Regions from separate parts of the Homo sapiens genome. Here region 2 is linked to region 1. Evidence: chromatin loops called from intact Hi-C (ENCODE). Cell type or tissue: endothelial cell of umbilical vein. All regions are shown on one strand. Links, peaks and the distances in the headings refer to the core of each region. The heading gives the core; the rest is flanking DNA. Region 1 overlaps LINC01173 (long intergenic non-protein coding RNA 1173). Region 2 overlaps LOC101927896 (a long non-coding RNA gene).

What was found. Peaks named below come from ENCODE experiments on the same cell type or tissue, not always from the same donor. Only the 100,000 strongest peaks of a DNase experiment are listed, where the experiment ranks them.
Region 2: a loop joins it to region 1, with 4 times the contacts of the local background. A loop is called at or near these places in 2 of 110 quality-filtered maps.

The regions. Positions count from the first base shown.
Region 1 is chr2:234,686,913-234,696,566 of GRCh38, reverse strand. It overlaps LINC01173 (long intergenic non-protein coding RNA 1173), which reads right to left. Exons shown (of 3, transcript NR_132376.1): 2 at 819-918. Among named protein-coding and RNA genes, the nearest start is that of LINC01173, 9.1 kb to the right of the region's middle. RefSeq lists enhancers at 1,030-2,229, 8,086-8,711 and a silencer at 4,048-4,342. In endothelial cell of umbilical vein, for the core only: no CTCF peak of the experiment used is centred there; DNase peaks (open chromatin) are centred at 1,906 and 5,446; H3K27ac peaks cover 1,700 bases.
Region 2 is chr2:234,836,287-234,845,940 of GRCh38, reverse strand. All of the region lies in intron 2 of LOC101927896 (a long non-coding RNA gene), which reads left to right. Among named protein-coding and RNA genes, the nearest start is that of SH3BP4, 110 kb to the left of the region's middle. In endothelial cell of umbilical vein, for the core only: no CTCF peak of the experiment used is centred there; a DNase peak (open chromatin) is centred at 5,440; H3K27ac peaks cover 1,058 bases.

The sequences.
Region 1 (9,654 bases), core at 797-8,796:
GGGACCTGGTGGGAGGTAATTGAATCATGGGAGTTGTTACCTCCAAACTGTTCTTGTGGTAGTGAGTGAGTTCTCACAAGATCTCATGGTTTTATAAGGGGCCTTCCCCCATTTCATGCTGCACTTCTCTCTTGACGGCCGTCATGTAACACGTGTCTTTGCTTCTTCTTCACCTTCCGCCATGATTGTGAGGCTTCCCCAGCCAGGTGGAACTGAGTCTGTTAAACCTGTTTTCCTTTATAAATGACCCAGTCTTTGGTATTTCTTTATAGCAGTAGGAAAATGAGCTAATACAAGGAATATGTGTATGTGTGTGTGCACATGTGCATGTGTAAAAACAGTGCTGGTATAAATCTTAAAAAAACGCTATCTCAGAGGAAAGGGATAGCAGGTAGAGAAGCTAAATTCTTTGAATATATCTCGTTTTGGAATTTGACTAGAGGAAAGGGATAGCAGGTAGAGAAGCTAAAATTCTTTGAATATGTCTTGTTTTTGGAATTTGACTTGGGACATGTACATATTTTTACATAGTTGCAAAACAAAACCACCATTAAAACCATTCATAAAAATAGAAGGCAAAATAGAACAAATTTCATGATGTATGCATTTGATGTCGTACCACACAAAGAGAAACTATTTCAAGTGGTTTCCAAATATGGTAATTACAGTATACATTCCAAGTGGGATATAATGTCAGGACCAAAAAAAAAAACAACAACCAAACAAACAAACAAAAAAAAGCCAAACCAACCTCCCAAACCCCCAAGCCCTTCCCACCAAAAACCTGCTAAAGATCTTAAACAGTTTTCAGCAATTACCTTTTTGGTGATAGTGTTGGCATTCTTATTTGGAGGCTATTTGTGTGTGAGTAGAAAGCAAATCAGTAATGATGCTGGTGTCATTGAGAACCAGAATTTTCTGTGTGGGAGAAAAAAGAATAGAAGTAAGATTAATCAATTTTAGTAAAAAGCCTATATCCAGAATCTGGATCGGAAGCTAGCAGTATGAATTAGGAAGTGTTTTATCTTAATTTTTAGAAATTCCCTAGCCCTTTTTTTTTCTTTTGAGACAGAGTCTCGCTCTGTTGCCCAGGCTGAAGGGCAGTAGTGTGATCTCAGCTCACTGCAATCTCTGCCTCCCAGGTTCAAGTGATTATCCTGCCTCAGCCTCCCAAGTAGCTGGGATTATAGGCATGCACCACCACGTCCAGCTAATTTTTTGTATTTTTAGTAGAGACAGGGTTTCACCACGTTGGCAAGTCTGGTCTCAAACTCCTGACCTCAGGTGATCTGCCTGTCTCAGCCTCCCAAAGTGCTGGGATTACAGGCGTGAGCCAACACGCCCAGTCAGAAATTTCCTAGCTTTATAAAAGGCCTAGTAACAATGAATCACTATTAATTAGCACCCTTTGAACCCAGATTGTGGTCTCTACATATCATTTCCCACAAAAAGGAACCAGGGCTCTTGAGAAGAGTTAATACAGATTCTGCAGTCAAGGAAAATGCAGGATGTGTCTAGAATTTGTCATAATATCAAAGAAACCTGTTGGAGATTATTATAGGCACATTCAAAGAACCGAGGAGGAGAACAGGCAAAGCTAAGCTATCGCAAGAGAAAGTAAACTCATAATTGCTTGGGGCCCAGATTTGGAGAAGGGTAAGTGATTGCAAAAGGATATAAGACAAAAGCCTACTGTTTTTCTTCTTGGGTGAACCTGAACCTGAAATTAAGGTTGATGTGTTTTGGAGAGCTTTGTGATAAGGTCGGCAGGTGACCACCAGAGACTTCCTGGAAAGGTCAGCTGGGGCAGATCCCAGGCACAGGAAGCCAAGATGGAAACTGCCCTTTCTAGCTGTTGCCTCTACTCTGCCCTCCTCCCAGATGATCTGTGGTTGTTTTCATTTTTCTGAGCTTCTGACTCATATTGTGAATGGCCCACTTGACCTCTGCATTGGATGTCTCATAGGCATTCAGTGTTTCCAAATCTCAAGCTGATTTCTTGACCTCTCACCTGCAGCCTACGCATTAACATTACTTTAGGCTTTTCCATCTCTGGGAAACTACCACCTTCTGCTCAGTGGCTCAAGTCAGAACATGGAATCTCCTTGACTTTTCCCTCCTCTACTGCTCCCAACCCCCAACCCATCAGCAAGATCTGTCTGCTGTAACTTTGAAGGAGGTCTTAAATTGCCCTCTTGCCTCCTGGTTCACCAGGACTGCTCTGTGCAAACTGCTGCATATCTCCTTCACATTGTCAATGAAAAGAGTCAAACTCTGTAAAATATTTGAAGAGATTTATTCTGAGCCAAATATGAGTGACCATGGTCTCTGACACAGCCCTCAGGAGGTCCTGAGAACATGTGCCCAAGGTGGTCAGGGCACAGCTTGGTTTTATACATTTTAGGGAGGCATGAGACATCAATCAAATACATTAAAGAAATACGTTGGTTTGATCCAGAAAGGCAGAACAACTCAAAGCAGGGGCTTCCAGACTATAGGTGAATTTAAACATTTTCTGGTTGACAATTGGTTGAGTTTATCTAAAGACCTGGGATCACAGAAAGGAAATGTTCGGGTTAAGATAAAAGATTGTGAAGACCAAGGTTCTTTTGAAGTCTTATGGTGGCTGCCCTTTAGAGATAACAGATGACAAATGTTTCCTATTCAGATCTTTAGAAGGTGCTAGACTTTTAGTTAATCTCTTTAGGATTGGGAGGGTCTTGAAGAAAAAGAACTAGCTAGGTTAATAGAGATTCTTTATAGATGCAAATTTTCCCCCACAAAGGACAGCTTTGCAGGGCCATTTCAAGATATGGCAAAGAAACATGTTTTGGGGTAAAATATTTTGATTTTCTTCCTTGTCTCATAATGTTATGCCAGAGTCAGGTTGGAAAGTAAGTCATCCTATATAGGGTTAAATTAAACCCATCTGATGAGAATTTATGATTTGTAGAACATGACTCCCCAGACCCTTGAGATAGAAATTCGGACAAGATAAAAAAAAATCAGATGATAGTCCTCAGGATCACCACAATGTCTTTCAGACTCACTCCTCTGAGATCCACCTTCCATACAGCAGCCAGAGGGACGTTATTCAACCAACCAGATCTTATCACTCCAGACAGTGGCTTCCCCTTGCACTTCCTGATTAAAATCCTGAATGTGGCCGGGTGCAATGGCTCATGCCTGTAATCCCAGCGCTTTTATGAGGCCAAGGTGTGTGGATCATAAGGTCAGGAGTTCAAGACCAGCCTGGCCAAGATGGTGAAACCCCATCTCTACTAAAAATACAAAAATTGGGCCGGGCATGGTGGCTTATGTCTGTAATCCTAGCACTTTGGGAGGCCGAGGTGGGCAGATCACAAGTTCAGGAGATCGAGACCATCCTGGTTAACACGGTGAAACCCCATCTGTACTAAAAATACAAAAAATTAGCCGGGTGTGGTGGCACATGCCTGCAGTCCCAGCTATTCGGGAGGCTGAGGCAGGAGAATCACTTGAACCTGGGAGGTGGAGGTTGCAGTGAGTCAAGATCTCACCACTGCACTCCACCCTGGGTGACAGAGTGAGACTCCGTCTCAAATAAATAAATAAATAAATAAATAAAAATAAAATCCTGAATGTGCCTTGCCAGGCCCTGCAGATGTCCCATCCCCCTGGAGTTATCTTATGCCACTCTCTTCTCTTTTGTTTTCTTGAAAATGCCTACCTCTTCATTTGCCAAAAGGCCTTTGTTCCTAGTCCTGCACTTGGAATGCTTCCAATCTCTGCTGCAGCCCTGGCCCCAGCATAGCCCTGCTTTCCAACTCCATTGACCCCCCAGGACCCAGTGTGGATGCCAGGTCCTCAGCAATGCCTTCTCTCCTCTCTCCAACCCCCAGTATTAGTCAGGGCTCCCTGCTTCCTTGGACATCACCCTAAGCACCCTTCTTACCTAGTTCTCTCTTCTGCCTGTAATTATATTAGGTTGACACAAAAGTAATTGCATTAAAAGTAATGGAGAAACTACAATTACTTTTGCATCAACCTAATACATTTACTTACAGGTTTATTTGTTAATGCTTGTCACCCCATGAAACTGTGGGTCCATGGGGGCAGGAGCCTATTGGTTTTGTTACCTACCACTCCATCCCTCACTGAGGAGCTAGGTAAATATTTGTTAAGTGAATGAATCGATTCATTCACACTGCTGATATCACATCAGCCCTTTTGTTAGAAGCCTTTAAAAACCTCCAGTCTCCTATAAGGCTCTATCTTCCTTATTCCAAATTGCTTCATACTTTGCTTTATTTTTTTTGGAGACCGAGTCTTGCTCTGTCACCCAGGCTGGAGTGCAGTGGTATGATCTAGGCTGATTGCAACCTCTGCCTCCTGGGTTCAAGCGAACCTCCTGCCTCAACCTCCCAAGTACCTGGGACTACTGGTGTGTGCCACCATTCCTGGCTAATTTTTGTGTTTTTAGTAGAGACAGGGCTTTGCCATGTGGGCCAGGCTGGTCTCAAACTTCTGGCCTCAAGTGATCCTCCCACGTGGGTCTCCCAACATGCTGGGATTACAGGCGTGAGCCGCTGTGCCTGGCCCATACTTGCTTTCAGTTTATTTTTTGTATCGTATACTTTCACTCCACACCCTATTGCCAGTTTCACCTCAGTGTAGCCACATTTCTCTTGGCCTCTGGAGCTCTATTTTCCATACTAAAACCTTTATCATCCTTTAAAGTTCAGCTCCAACTTCACTTTTTTGGTGCGGTCTTTCCTTCTAGAAGTCTGTAACATTTGCTTGTAACACTCGAGCTCATGTTTCTTTCTGCCTCATAGTAAATCAGGTGCTTTAATACCTCCCTTTACCACTAAATTGAAAGAATAAAAATCTCTTAGTTGTTATGATATTCGTCTAAGTTTGTAGCTCATAGGAGTTGCCAGGGAAAGATATGTTTGTCAAATTAATAAAAGCTTTCTTTAGTTAAAATACCATCCTCTGCAGTTACAAGGTTCCATCTCCTGGATCTTTTAAAGCATTTGTATTTGTCAGTATAAAGCATTCACAAAAGGATTCACTTTAAACCTTGCTGTGGACTGATCCCGCTGGGGATTTTCTATTAATCATTTAGTATTGGGTATCTGGTGACGACGGTCGTAGGGAAAAGCAATGGGAGCAGAGAAGCAAAATCCCGCCCCAGGCACATGATGGTCTTTGCACAGCCTGGTCTTTGAGTTATCGTCTTTGTAAATGGATATGGTGGCACAATTTCAGTGCCAAGAAGATAGACTGTTTTCATTTATTTTACATTATACGTTAGGACCTAAATATAAATATTCCAGCTATTCATCTCAGCATGATTTGGTTGTGGAAACATAATCGGAATTGTCTAAGAGACGCAGGCGGTGTCTATTTTGGTCCTGGCACAGGAAACTCAGCCTTTGTCCATTTTTACAGTTTGATTTATGGGAGGTTAAAAATTCATAATGCAGCAGCTAACCTCCAGCAAATATTGTTTTTTGCATGAGCCAATTCAAACGCTCCCTCATCTCAGGTTTCCTGTTCAAACGGTCTAGAAATGTGGAGTTTAGCTGCTACACACCAGCTTAAACTACTGAAAATCAGCCAGCCTTTGCCCTGTGGGGATCGGGAGGGGCTCAGCCCAGAAGACAAAGAGAGGGGCTAGGGAGCCATCCATCCACCTCTCAGGCACACTTTCTGTGTCAGCTGCCTGATGCTTGTTATTTTACTTAATCTTCCAGTAATCTCATGACATAGACCCCATTAGCTTTACTTCTCAGAAGCAGGAACTGAGACAGGTTAAGCAACCTGCCTGAGCTTGCAGCACTGGTGAATGGCCAAATGGCTTGGCCTGACTGTCAGGCTGTATGTGGGGCTTCCTGCTGCAGACAGCAAGCTGCAGCATGGTGGGATGTCTGCAGCTTACTGCTGGCTGTCCTGCTGCCTAGAGGCAGCGATGCAGAGAATTCATATAGTGGAAGTTGCGGGGGGGGGTTCATTTTCTTCTGGGCAACAACACAGAGCTGCCCTGTGCTTTGTGAAGTGTGGACACATAAGAGCATCCTATAGTCAAAGCGTGAGCTACACATCTAACTGTGCCAGGGGACAGGTAAACCCCCCTTTCCCTGCAGACACTGCTATGGATGCCTCACTCTCCCTTCTACCTCCCCAGGCTCTCAAAGGCCCTATGGACGGCTCTGGCCCACAGAAGCTTCTGATTGTTTGAAAGGAGCATCAGGGCCTAAAGGCTGCTCCGTGGGTGCTACTGCAGGGTGCGGCTGTTCCAGGACTCAGGGCTTGTCAGGATCCCGCGTGTGTGAGTGCAGGCCCCAGAGACTCCACACTAATTGCACCTGCTCAAAACTCTCTCCTAACTAACTGGACCACAGAGGCCGTGAGATAAAGAGACCCTGCCCTGGGCCAAGAGAAACACTGATGTAAACAGACAGGGAGACCAGGATGGAGGAAGCACGAAGGTGGCAGAAGGACACCCATGAGGTCTGCTTGGCAGTGCTGGGCTAAGTCAGGAGATGCAAGTGTTGCGCTGGCAATGCCATGGCCTGGGGATTTGAGGAAGCCTCTCCAGGCTCCTTATCAGGACGTAGATTTCATGGCTGACCTAGAGCTACCTGAGCAGGCCGGATTCATACTCCATCACTTTCCATTAAAATATCCCAAAAACAGGCCGGGCATGGTGGCTCATGCCTGTATTCCCAGCACTTTAAGAGGCTGAGGTGGGAGGATCACCTGAGGTCAGGAATTCGAGACCAGCCTGGCCAATATGGTGAAACCCATCTCTTCCGAAAAATACAAAAATTAGCTGGGGATGGTGGTGGCCACCTGTAATCCCACCTGTAATACTTGGGAGGCTGAGGCAGGAGAATCGCTTGAACACAGGAGGCAGAGGCTGTAGTGAGCAGGAGCTGAAATCATGCCATTGCACTCCAGCCTGGGCGACAAGAGTGAAACTCCGTCTCAAAAAAAAAAAAAAAAAAAAAATCCGGAAAATAAAAACATCTAACAGCTTGGAAAATTAGGACCTAGAGTTTCTAGGCCAATGTTGGACCTAGAGTTTAGGATGACTATTTGTATATTTTAGCAGAGCTTGGGTTTAATTGAGGAACACAGGGAATTCCCCCAAGTCCGCTGCATGAGATCAGCATAGCAGGTCCCAGAGAAGGTAGGAAAAGACTTTGACCCCCTGGGTGATCTTTGTTTGAGTCCACATTAATCAGAAAACAGAGCGGACACCCTCTCACTGCACAAGGTCACTGCACAAGGACTATCTCTGAAGCTATCAGCGGTGTTCCTACTTTCATCTACCTTTATTCCTCCTCTATATCTTTGAGCTCTAGTTCTCGACATGGTGGTGGGTGGGGGAAGGTCACTTGGCCACCTGCACGTGGACAGGGTAGTTCAAGGGAGGTTGTAATTCATGAAAACTTCTCTGGGTAGAACAAACATTTAATCCACAGGGGGAAGAACACTCACCATATACTAGGCAAGACCAACACACTACATGGGATTTTTTTAAAGGAAAAAGATAAAAATTCACATATATTTAGACAAAAGAGAAAAGAGGGCAGATTATTTAAAAACAAACAAAAATTAATCTGACATCAGACATTTCTGCAAAAGCCAGGGGATGATGTCCCCAAATTCACACACTTCTAAGAGGTAAAAATTGAGTCAAAGTTAGGTACAAAGACTATCATACCCAGCCACACTTTTACAACACAGGGTCATCCTTGGTTACATTGGGGATTAGAAAATGACCATTCACATTCTCTTTTATAATTAGTTAAGAGATATTCTAGCCAACATAAAAGCAATCAATATAAAGAATTAATTACCAAAAAAAGAGCACCTTACTTAGTCACCCCTTTAGTTAATAAACATTTATTGAATGGTTGCAAGGTGCCAAGGCATTGTGCTAGTAAGCAAAATTTTGAACAAAACCAGAAAGGTCCATGCCCTTGTGAAGCCCACAGTCCAAGGGACAAGAGGGAAATAAACAGGCAAACACCTACCAGGAGACAGGTAACATAGTGGCATGGTGCATGGTGGGATGGTGACAGGGTGAGATGGTGGTGTGGTAACTTGATAACATAGTTCAGTATGACAGGGTGCATCATGACACAGTGGTACAGTAAGTAACATCTCACCATATCATGGTGAGATGGTGGCATGGTGATGTGGCATGGTGATATGGTGATGTGACATGATGGCATTGTGGCAAGATGTGATATGGTGGCATGGTGATATGGTGTCATGGTGATGTTGTGACATGGTGACATGGTGGTATCGTGGCATGGTGGCATAATGATGTGGTGATATGGTGGCATGATGGTGTGTGACGTGATATGGCATGATGATGTGGTGGCATGGTAACATGGTGGCATGATGATGTGGTGGCATGGTGGTGTGGTGAGGTGGTGACATGGGGACATTGCAGCATGGTGGCATGATGTCATGGTGGTATGGTGGCATGGTGGTGAGTTGATGTGTGGCATAGTGACATGGTGGAATGATGGCACGATGGTGTGGTAGCATGGTGACATGATGGCATGGGTGGCATGGTGGCGTGGTGACATGGTGGTGTGGTAATGGGGTAGCATGGTGGTATAGGGGCATAGTGGCATGGTGGCTTTAGGGCATGGTGGCTTGGTAACATGGTAGGTACGGTGATTCTAAAGAACCAAGCCCAGTTCAGGGTGGCCTGAACACAGGGTAGGTGAGAACTGAAATGGATCGAACACAGAGACCACACAGCACCACAGCCCATGAGGCCTAGGCAGAGGCTGTGTGGTCTTGATCACTAAGGCTCTGCCACTTCTTAGCTCAGCATCTGGCTCATAGTATAGGTCCTCAATAAATATTTATTGGATGAATAAATGAGTTACATTAAAATGGCCTAAAAAGAGAAAAAAAATCTCAAATAATTTTTACTTTATTAAAAATAGCAATGATAATATACGTCGATCTAGGTCTATAATGTGAAAGTAAATTAACAAAGACTAGGAAATAATCAAGTGCATAGGAAGAGATAAAGTGTAATAAATTTTAAGTCTTATGTAAAAAGGAGTCAAAATAATTGCTTTATTCTGGACTTAGATAATTAGAGAACACATTTAAATAGATATTTTAAAAATTAAAAGTATTCATTGGTATAATTTTTAAAAATACCATCGTACAAATAACATGAATATAAAAGAAAGCTACAGTAAAGTATACAATGGAAAGCCTAACAAAGCAAGATGAGAGGCATAAGGGTCAAGCATTTTCGTTATGATGATAAATGTTGGCAGTTTAAATTCCGCTATATCAAAGCAAAGTCTTATAATAGGAAGCAAAAATAGGATATGATACAAGAAATAAATATTAAGGAGAGCTCTTTTACAATTTAAAATAAAAGACTGGGGAAAGATAGACAGGAAAGTTCACATGACAGAGGAAACGATTATTTCAATATGAAGAAAATGTAGGCATCAACTCAAGGAGCCTTAAAGTGGCAATAAAAGTCATGTTGTGTTATGAAAGGTATTAGCAGTAAAAATGGTCCTTAGCCTTCATATGCTGAGAAACACAGTACTGGCACTGTATATTCACATTTTAAAAGTCAAGAAGAAATGATCAAAATACAACTATTAGGGA
Region 2 (9,654 bases), core at 460-8,459, 150 kb before region 1:
TCTCGACTATCTTGGTTCAACTGAACAATTTTTTGACTTTACCATGGTGTGAAAGCAATACAGTGGAAACTGTACTTTGGGCACCTGTACAACTACTCTGTTTTTCACTTTCGGTACAATATTTGATAAATTACATGAGCAATTCAGCACTTTATTATAAAATGGCTTTGCATTAGAGGATTTTGCCCAATTGTAGGCTAATGTAAGTGTTCTGTGCACATTTAAGGTAGGCTGTGCTAAGCTATGATGTTTGCTAGATGAGACATAAAATGCATTTTTGACTTACGATATTGTCAACTTACGACGGGTTTATTGGGATGGAATCCCACTGTGAGTTGAGGAGCATCTGTATATATCTCTCTCTGTAAATTTCAAAGCAGACTAAATGTGCAGATAAGTCAATGACAGTTCCCCATGAGTAGAATATTATAAAGCCACTGCAAAACAACAAAGCACTACAGGCAATGCTTGTGACAGGTGAAATGGGCAGAATACCAAAAGAGTGTGAAGGCTTTACCTCCAAGTAGCTAATGTTTTGCATTATTCACATTCAACAGAGCCACCATTTATTGAACATCTGTTGTGTGCCAGGCACATAGCAAGGTGTTTTCATGTGCCTTTCTCATGAATGCTTGTGGAAAACATGAAACGGGCATCATGACTTCTGTAGACGGAAGTGTTCAGGCCAATGGTCAGGGTCAGGGTATATGGAAGGAATTCATTTGTCTGGCAGGGATTGGTTAACGGGACATGAGGGTCTGTTCCAAGCTGAGATTCCATGATCTAGCCATAACTCATACATAAATTCCACTCATCTCTCTCTGGAAGTAGGATTCCAGTCACGTCTCTCTGGACCCCTCTTTGCTTTCATCATAGTCCTGGTAGCAAAGCAACTCCAAGTACACTGAAACTAAAGGTGTGTCTGGGAAAGTTGGCCAAAGTGGACTGGCCAAAACTTTATTTATTTATTTATTTATTTATTTAGAGACAGAGTCTCACTCTGTCACCAGGCTGGAGTGTACTAGCGTGATCCTGGCTCACTGCAACCTCCACCGCCTGGTACAAGCAATTCTCCTGTCTCAGCCTCCCAGGTAGCTGGGATTACAGGCATATGCCACCACGCCTGGCTAGTTTTTGTGTTTCAGTACAGATGGGGTTTCACCATGTTGGTCAAGCTGGTCCTGAAGTCCTGACCTCAGATGATTCACCTGCCTCGGCCTCCCAAAATGCTGGGATTACAGGCATGAGCCACCATGCTCCACGTATTTTTAAAATGTAAACAGACCATAAACAATGTACAGATCTCAGAAGAGATGAAGGGGTAGAAAGTAAATGCTTGTTCCTTTTCTGTTGGCCCCAGACCCCCATGTCCCTGGCTCCCTTTTTTAGTAGCAGTCACTGCTGCCACTTCTTGCCTCACCTTCTAGAGAGTCCAAGCATATAAAATATTCTAAATATGACTGTCTTTATCCCTTGCTTTTTACACCCAAAAGCAACACGTTTCTTTTTCAAATGGTTTTCTCCCTTCTCCAATGCGACATCTAGGAGCTCATTCCACATGGGGGCATATCAATCTGCTTCATTCTTTTTAAAAGGCTGCATAGATTCAATTTATTAATTTACTTAAATATTCCTTAGCAAAGGGTCTTTAGATTGTTTCCAATTTTTCCTAATGCAAACAATAGTAGAATGAATAGCACAGACACGTATCATTTCGATACATGGGGACGTTTGTACGATAAATTCCTGGAAGAGACATGCTTTGTCAAAGGACATGAGAATTTTTAATTTTCCAAATTACTTCCATAAACGATGGGATAGTTTAATCCCCCATCCCCCTCAGTGGTATTTGAATTAGTCTCCAGACTGTTCACTTTCTGGTTCAATATATGCTAGTGGGCTGGGAAGAACACAGGTTAGTGCCAGTGGAATGGACCTGGCCAATTCACTTCTCCGTGAATCTCAACTTCCATCACCGCAAAAATGAAATGCCACCTGTCCAAGCAACATCACAACTTCTGTAAAGACTAAGTCAGAAAGCGTTCAGTGCCATAACTTGTCAACTCTGGGAGTGTTTGGGAGTGCCTTTGGTCAACTGCAAAGCTTAATGTGTGTGCTTCTCCGGGCCAGCATGGAGGCTTTGTGCTCTCCTCTCATGCGAGGTTCTGTTCAGTGGGAGTCATAACACCTTTGAGCATCCTCAGAACCAGATAAGGAGGCCAAGTGAGTGCACGGTGCCACCGTGGAAGGGGTTTGTAGAAGTCATAGGTTGGTCTGATTTCCCTCTTAAGGCTGCAGGCTGGGAGAAGGTCAAACAAAGCTCAGAGCGGCTGGATGTGTCATCCCAGCAACCTGGCCATGCCTGGTGAAATATGACAATGCCACCCTCACTAAGTAAAGAGTACAGTGACCATTGAACCCTACCCATGGCATCTGTGAAAAACTGCTTGGCTGCCGAACACCACTGTAGGAGCTGGGAAGCATAAATTTCAAATGTTCATGTCCTTTTGGGGAGAAAATGTGAGTTGAATTCTAACTTGAACATTACATTCAGAATAAAGTTATTAGCTGAGTGCTTGTTTTCTTGCAGATTCTACTGTAGTGTTACAAAATAGAGCACCTAAATAGCTATTTTTTTTGGAAAAAAATCATTATTTTTTCTGGGGGGAGGGGGTGGGGGCGGGAATGGAGTTTCACTCTGTTGCCAAGGCTGGAGTGCAATGGCGCCATCTCGGCTCATTGCAACCTCTGCCTCCCAGGTTCAAGTGATTCTCCCACCTCAGCATCCTGAGTAGCTGGGATTACAGGCTTTCACCACCATTAATTTTTGCATTTTTAGTAGAGAAGGGGTTTCGCCATTTTGGCCAGGCCGGTCTTGAACTTCTGACCTCAAGTGATCTGCCCGCTTGGCCTGCTAAAGTGCTGGGGTTACAAGCATGAGCCACTGCGCCCGGCCCATTGCATGCCTTTTAAAAGTTAATATTTCATATCTTAAGCTTAAAATAGTAAAGTAACTATATATTATACAAACTTCAGTCAATATAGAAGTGTGTGAAGTGTGAGACTCCTCAATTCCTTGTCCCTACCCGCAGCCCCAACACCTACATGCACTAGCAGGGGAAAGTTAGATCTTTACCTTTTTGAAAGCTTTTTTGGGGTGCATATTAAAAACTATGAATATGCACATGTATAAGACTATATAACCCTTTTACAAAAATGGAACCCTAGCAACACAGCGACGTGTAGGTTGGTTTTTTATGTAGATGATATTTTGATAGAGGGTGGCGATCTTTAGCTCCTAGAACCAAGGATGCATCATTTGCATTTTCCTTTGTGTTAATCCTGCACATACAGAGTGTGATGTTGAATTTTTCAGGCACACTCACCATGGTGGGGGGAGGGGTCAGAGAGTCCAGGCAATACCCTAAGAGAAGCGAGTGACCAATGCTGTGTATCCTAGAGAACATAACAGAATTCAAGAGGCATAATAGTCATCTTCAAATACCTGAGAGATTGTTAGAGGGAAGAACCGTTGCTCCATTCTGGTGGCTCCTGGAGGGGTGTCTGTGACCAGCTGATGGAAGCTTCAGGGTAGCAGAGATCAATAGACCCGAAGTGACATCCTAAGAATGTTGGTTTTGAGTCCTACTGGCTGAGTTCCAATCTTAGCTCTTCTACCTAGTAGCTGAATAAAGTCCCTGTGCCTCAGTTTCCTCATCTATAAAATGGGGTAAGCAAATACTTCTTCTGTGCTGTTTCTATGAAAAATAAAAGATATTCCATGTAAATCTCTCAGACTAGTACCTGGTGCAGAGTGAGCTCCCCCCATAACCATAATGGTCCTCCCAATGCTTTTGGTTGGTCAGCGGGCTATCTATGAGCTCTCTGGTCATTGATGGCCATATTAGCTTTCAGTGCTCAAAAGACTGACAGTCTATATCCCTATGCAGCACGACTTCAGAAAATCCCATCTTTTACCAGGTTTCTGTCATTGTGAAACTCCCCAATTCCTCCCCATTTCTGAGAATACCCTGCCTCCAGATGTGCCTGATCCTCAAGTCTGTCCTTGTTCTTTCCCTGTTGCTCAGCTGGCGGCTGACTCCTCCCCTGCTCTCTCAGATGAATGCCATTTACTGAACCAAAGTTGGCTTCCTCCAGGCTGGGTGGATCTTCCCTGCCCTGCTTCACCCAAGCATGATCCCAGGCTTCTCTTAATTCCCCACAACACAGCAAAAAACATACTGGATTGTTTAACAAAGCTTACTCCATGTAGGGAATGCCTTGGTTCCTGTACCCACCCCTGACGTCACCTGTACTATGGTCATAGTTGCTGTCTACCCAAGGGGACACATCTGCAGGTGTGGCGACACCATGGAATCAAGGCTGGGTTGCTTATGTCCTTTAAACTGTGGTCACTTGGCTCAAAGTCCAGCCCCTTGGGGCCCTTGGCCAGATCCATTTCCTTATTCTTCATTCTACTCCAGCCTGGGCAACGGTAGGCTGGTAAATTCTGTCTCAATAAACAAAACAAAAAGTCAGAAAGCCATGACTGTAGCGTTTGCCATTTTTTTTTTTTGGCATGTAAATACTCTCACCATGGTCTGTTTCAAGCTACCAACAGCTTAACATCTTGTTTGGAAAATTTCTGCCTGTTTGGTTATTGGCCTTCCAGGATGCATTGCTAGGCAGAGGCATGTGTGGTGTTCCTCGTGGCTACGTTGGTTCTGGGTATGATATGGGTACTGACAAGCAAGAAAATTGGAAGCAAGGAGCTCATTTCACCCTGCACAGAGTTTCTGTGGCAATTTCTCTTGTCTTGAGTTTCCAAACTAGAGGTCTGGGATTGAATGAAGTGAATGGGCTAAACTATCTTTTTGTTTTTTTTAACTTTAATATCCTGTATCATTGTCACAATGTAGCCTTCTTTTCGTGTATCTGTGAGACTCCTCCCTTGAACGAACCTCAAAGCTCTAGTTTGGGGATGGCAGATAGGGCACCAGGGCCAGTTTTCTGGAACCATCTATGCTATTTTTATGTGCTGGATATAAAAGACTCATGCTTTTTGACCTTTGCAGGTACTTGTGACCATCACACATGCTTCTTCCATAAAGTCTTGTCCATAAACTATTATCCACCAATTGAAATTTTGTTTAAGAAATAAAAAAGGAGTAAAAGTCCTTGGGACTCAATACTGAGGACTATTTTCGGTTCACATGCCTTTCCCTCCAAGAATCCTATCAGTCAGATTTCTGGGTTAAACTTTATTTTCACCCAGTATTTTCAATCTCTAACAGAATAAACAGCAACCCCAGGAAATAGATACATCTGCAGCTCTGCAAAGAATAACATTCCCTCCCCTCCCAGGCGGGGAGAGAGCACCGCAGTCCCCACTCCCCCAAGAAGGAGGCCAGATGCAAGGGAGTTTCCTTTCTTTGGCTGGTCTTCTAAGCAAAGTGAAGAATTCTTGGAGCATGAGTCATCTGTCCTGATTCCACGCGGCACTGCATGGCCAGGACCTCCTGGGGAAGAGGAAAAGTGAGAAAGAGGCTGTATTAGTCAGGGTTCTCTAGAGGGATGGAACTGATAGGATAGATGTATATATGAAGGGGAGTTTATTAAGGAGTATTGACTTACACGATCACAAGGTGAGGCCCCACAATAGGCCGTCTGCAAGCTGAGGAGCAAGGAAGCCAGTCTGAATCCCAAAGCTGAAGAACCTGGAGTCTGACATCCTTCAATCCAATCAAGTTGACACTCAATATTAACCTACAGAGGCGACCCACCACTCATGGTTCTGTGTCCCTGAGTAGGGCTCCCAGTCACTGCCCATCTTCTCCAGAGCTCTGCCCAGTTGTCACTTGAGGGTTGTAGTTTTCAAAGTGAGACTTAAGAACATGGGACTATATATATTTATGTATATATCCAGCAGTGTAGAGCTCAGGGTTGTCAAGAGGCCCAGAGAAGAGGGGAGCAATCTGTGCCTCTTTCTGCCTTGGTCCTGGGCCAAGGGCCATGTGCGATAATGAACGGGTCATGGCCCTGATGGGTGCATCTTAAACTGCAGTGAAGAACTCACCCTCCTCTTCTGCAGAGAGTCACCAGGGCCAACCCAGAGGCTTCGGGAAGCATACCTTTCAAAAGAGATGAGGAAGTTCTGGCCCAGATTCTCTGAATGCAAATATTCTCTATTGGTAAAAAGAACTCATTCTGGGACAAATCTTCATTCTGAGTTGTAGGCAAATTACCTTTGTGGTCACCAGACAGTAGCTCTGCCAGTTTGTTTTACAGCAAGTATGTAATTTAAGAGGTGGACATGCCCATTCCCAAAGGATTCTTTACTTTGTCACGAGATTCTTGACACAGGATTGCATAAGGTTTTCCAAGGTTTGCTGCAAGTTCATTCACTACTTGGATGGCCAGAAAAGCCTGCGATGTCAACGTCACTGTCAATTAAGGTCAGTCAGGAATGCAGGAAAAGGCCCTTTGGAATTGCCACCCAAGTCTTCCATCTGGGGTGGTTTTGCTAACAAACAAGTTCTGCAGGACCCGATGCCTTAGGACATTAGTGCAGTCTTCCTTGTCATTTAACTTTGGAATTGCTTAAGTGGGTTTCTTCACCATGACTCTTCTCAGGACTCTGCATATGAAAATTTGTGCGTGTCCTAGAGCCAGTCATGTTACAATTTCCACAATCTTATGTGACTATGTCACCCTATGGATTTGCATCTATTTTTACTGACCCTGTTCTGAGGAATCCAATTAAGTAGCTCAACTACCAATCATGCTCCACAAATCAGCTGGTGTTTAGTGCAGGAAAAGCTCTTCTGAAAAGTGTGCTTGTTTGTTTTTATACACATTGTTGATAGGGTAAATAACTCTTACATATATGCTAGAGACTTCCTGAGACCCCACCTGGTGGAGCCCGATAACCCCAGAGAAGGATTTGCTTACCCTGCTGGTCTCATTTCTCCCTTGGAATCCTGCCCTATCTGAGGAGCTGGTCAGGATGCAGCGGGGAGCTGGCATCTGTGCAAATGTCACACTCACCATCATGTCATCCACCCCACGACCCCTTCCTGAAGAAGACACAACCTCAGTTTCTTCAAATGCCTGATGTGTTAGCTTGGATTCTATCAAACAAGGACAGTGGCAGAGTTTTGGTTTTGTTATAAGAAGAAACGCTGCGTTGTGCGAGTGGTCCCAGTGTGCACGTCTGGGGTGTGCTTCAGGAAAACGTTAGGCCAATGATCAATTCCCAGGTGTCTTGACCCAATCAGTTTATTAGAAACAAGCTTTGTTTCCCTTTCTTACAAATATCTTCTCCACCACTCGAAGTCCTGGACCTGCCTGGTTTCAGTATTGTAGTGGGGTTCTCTTCCTGTAGGTGCTAAGTGGGAAAGGGAATTTGACAGCCAACCAGGCTGTTTGTTTTAAAACAGTCATCCAGGTTAGGGGTGGTGAACATAAAATATGTTCCAGAAAGGTTGTAAAATGATCCTTCCCTTGGTCATCTCCGGGAAACCGTCTTCTGAAGGTCATTTTTAGAAACAGGATTCTAAAATGAATTAAAGCAGCTCACCAAATAGCCCCTAGAGTCAGAATCCACTTGCACTTGTTATCATAATGAATTCTCAGACACAAGAGTAAAGTCAAATACTAGAAAACGGTTTTAAGGTGCTTTATTTAGCTCTTTCTGTGTGTGCATTGTTTATTGGCAGAATTCTCAATTCTTCTCTTCTGCCATTAATATTGAGTGAGCATGTGTGTGTTAATCAAAGAATAGCACTTTTGGGGGATACATTTTAAGGGTTTAAGTGTAATTATTTAGTTTAGAATTGGCTGGAATATAAGCTCCTCGGTGGAATATGTGGGAAATTATACAATGTGTATTATTGATTCACCATTGCAATACAAAGATGAACCCCTTTTTTGTGTAAAAATCAGTATAACTGCTACAATATGAGATATGCAGTAGTCCCTCTGCTGATGCTGAGGAGACTGTCAGCTCTGTGTATCCGAGGAGGCATTGGTTCCAGAATCCCTATGGATACCAACATTCATCGATGCTCAAGTCCCTTCTATAAAATGGCACAGTGTTTGCATATAATCTATCCTCATCCTCCCATAAACCTTCAATCATCTCTAGATTACTTATTATACCTAATACATGTAAATGGTTGTTGTATTGTTTTTAAAATTCATATTATTATTATTATTATTTTTCCCCTGACTATTTTTGGACCACAATGGGTTGAATCCTTGGATTCGGGTCCTGTGTTTACTGTACTGAAAATGTCAACAGCAAGGATCATGGTAGGATGGAGGGGTGTTAGGGGTTGGGCCCTGGAGTCATAAAAATTGCACTGTGTCCTGGCCTCTCTGTTTACCAGCTGTTGAATCTTGTGCCTGTTACTTAATTTCTGTGAGTCCCACTTCCCTCATCTGTAAAATGCAGAGGGCACTAGTAACTTACCTCATGGTCTGAGAATTCTTTCACTCGCTCGTTCAATAATTGATTATGCACCAACCAGGCACTGTCACCAGCTCGGGGAAATAGGACAGAGGCAGCATCTTGTGAATATTCAATACATATTGACTCTTTTTTTTTTTTTTTTTGAGACGGAGTCCTGCTCTGTCGCCCAGGCTGGAGTGCAGTGACGCGATCTTGGCTCACTGCAAGCTCCGCCTCCCGGGTTCACGCCATTCTCCTGCCTCAGCCTCCCGAGTAGCTGGGACTACAGGCGCCCGCCACCATGCCTGGCTAAATTTTGTATTTTTAGTAGAGATGGGGTTTCACCTGCATATTGACTCTTACTTCCCAAATTAGTAGGAAGAAGAGGAGAGGTGCTCTTGCCTTATAAATATCCCTTCCCAGGTGGGCGTGGTGGCTCACACCTGTAATCCCAGCACTTTGGGAAGCCGAGGTGGGCGGATCACCTGAGGTCGGAAGTTTGAGACCAGCCTGGCCAACATGGAGAAACCCTGTCTCTACTAAAAATACAAAATTAGCTGGGTGTGGTGGCGCATGCCTGTAATCCCAGCTATTTGGAAGGCTGAGGCAGGAGAATCACTTGAACCCAGGAGGCAGAGGTTGCCGTGAGCCGAGATTGCACCATTGCACTCCAGCCTGGGCAACAACAGTGAAACTCCATTTCAAAAATAAATACATAAATACCCCTTCCCTCTCCCTCTGGGGTTTTCTTGTGTATATATTCACTATAACTTCTGTAATAAAAAATTTCCATTGTGAGGAGGAGAAAGGTCGCAAGATGCTCTCCAGTGAGTTATAGCCTGCTGAAGTGCTTGCAAATGACATCCTGTAAAAGCAGTGTGCGAGGAGCAGTTACGGAGATGTTTCTCTGAGGATTTATGTGTCTCATGGCCCTCTGAGCACACACTTGCTGGTGCCCCTCTCCAAGGTCCCTCTCTGAGGCCACACCAGTTTGTAGCACTTACTGCCAGTCCTGTGGCTCCAGGGCTCACTACGTACACTGCAACTGCCCTTCCTTCCCAGGACTCACTCTGTGGCTCGTGACCTCAGATAACCTTGGACGCCAAATAGATAGGGAAGCCCTGGGATTTGTGCCTGTCAGGGAAAGAGAGAACATACCCTCTACTTTGCTCATAATCAAGAAATCTGATTTCACAATTGGC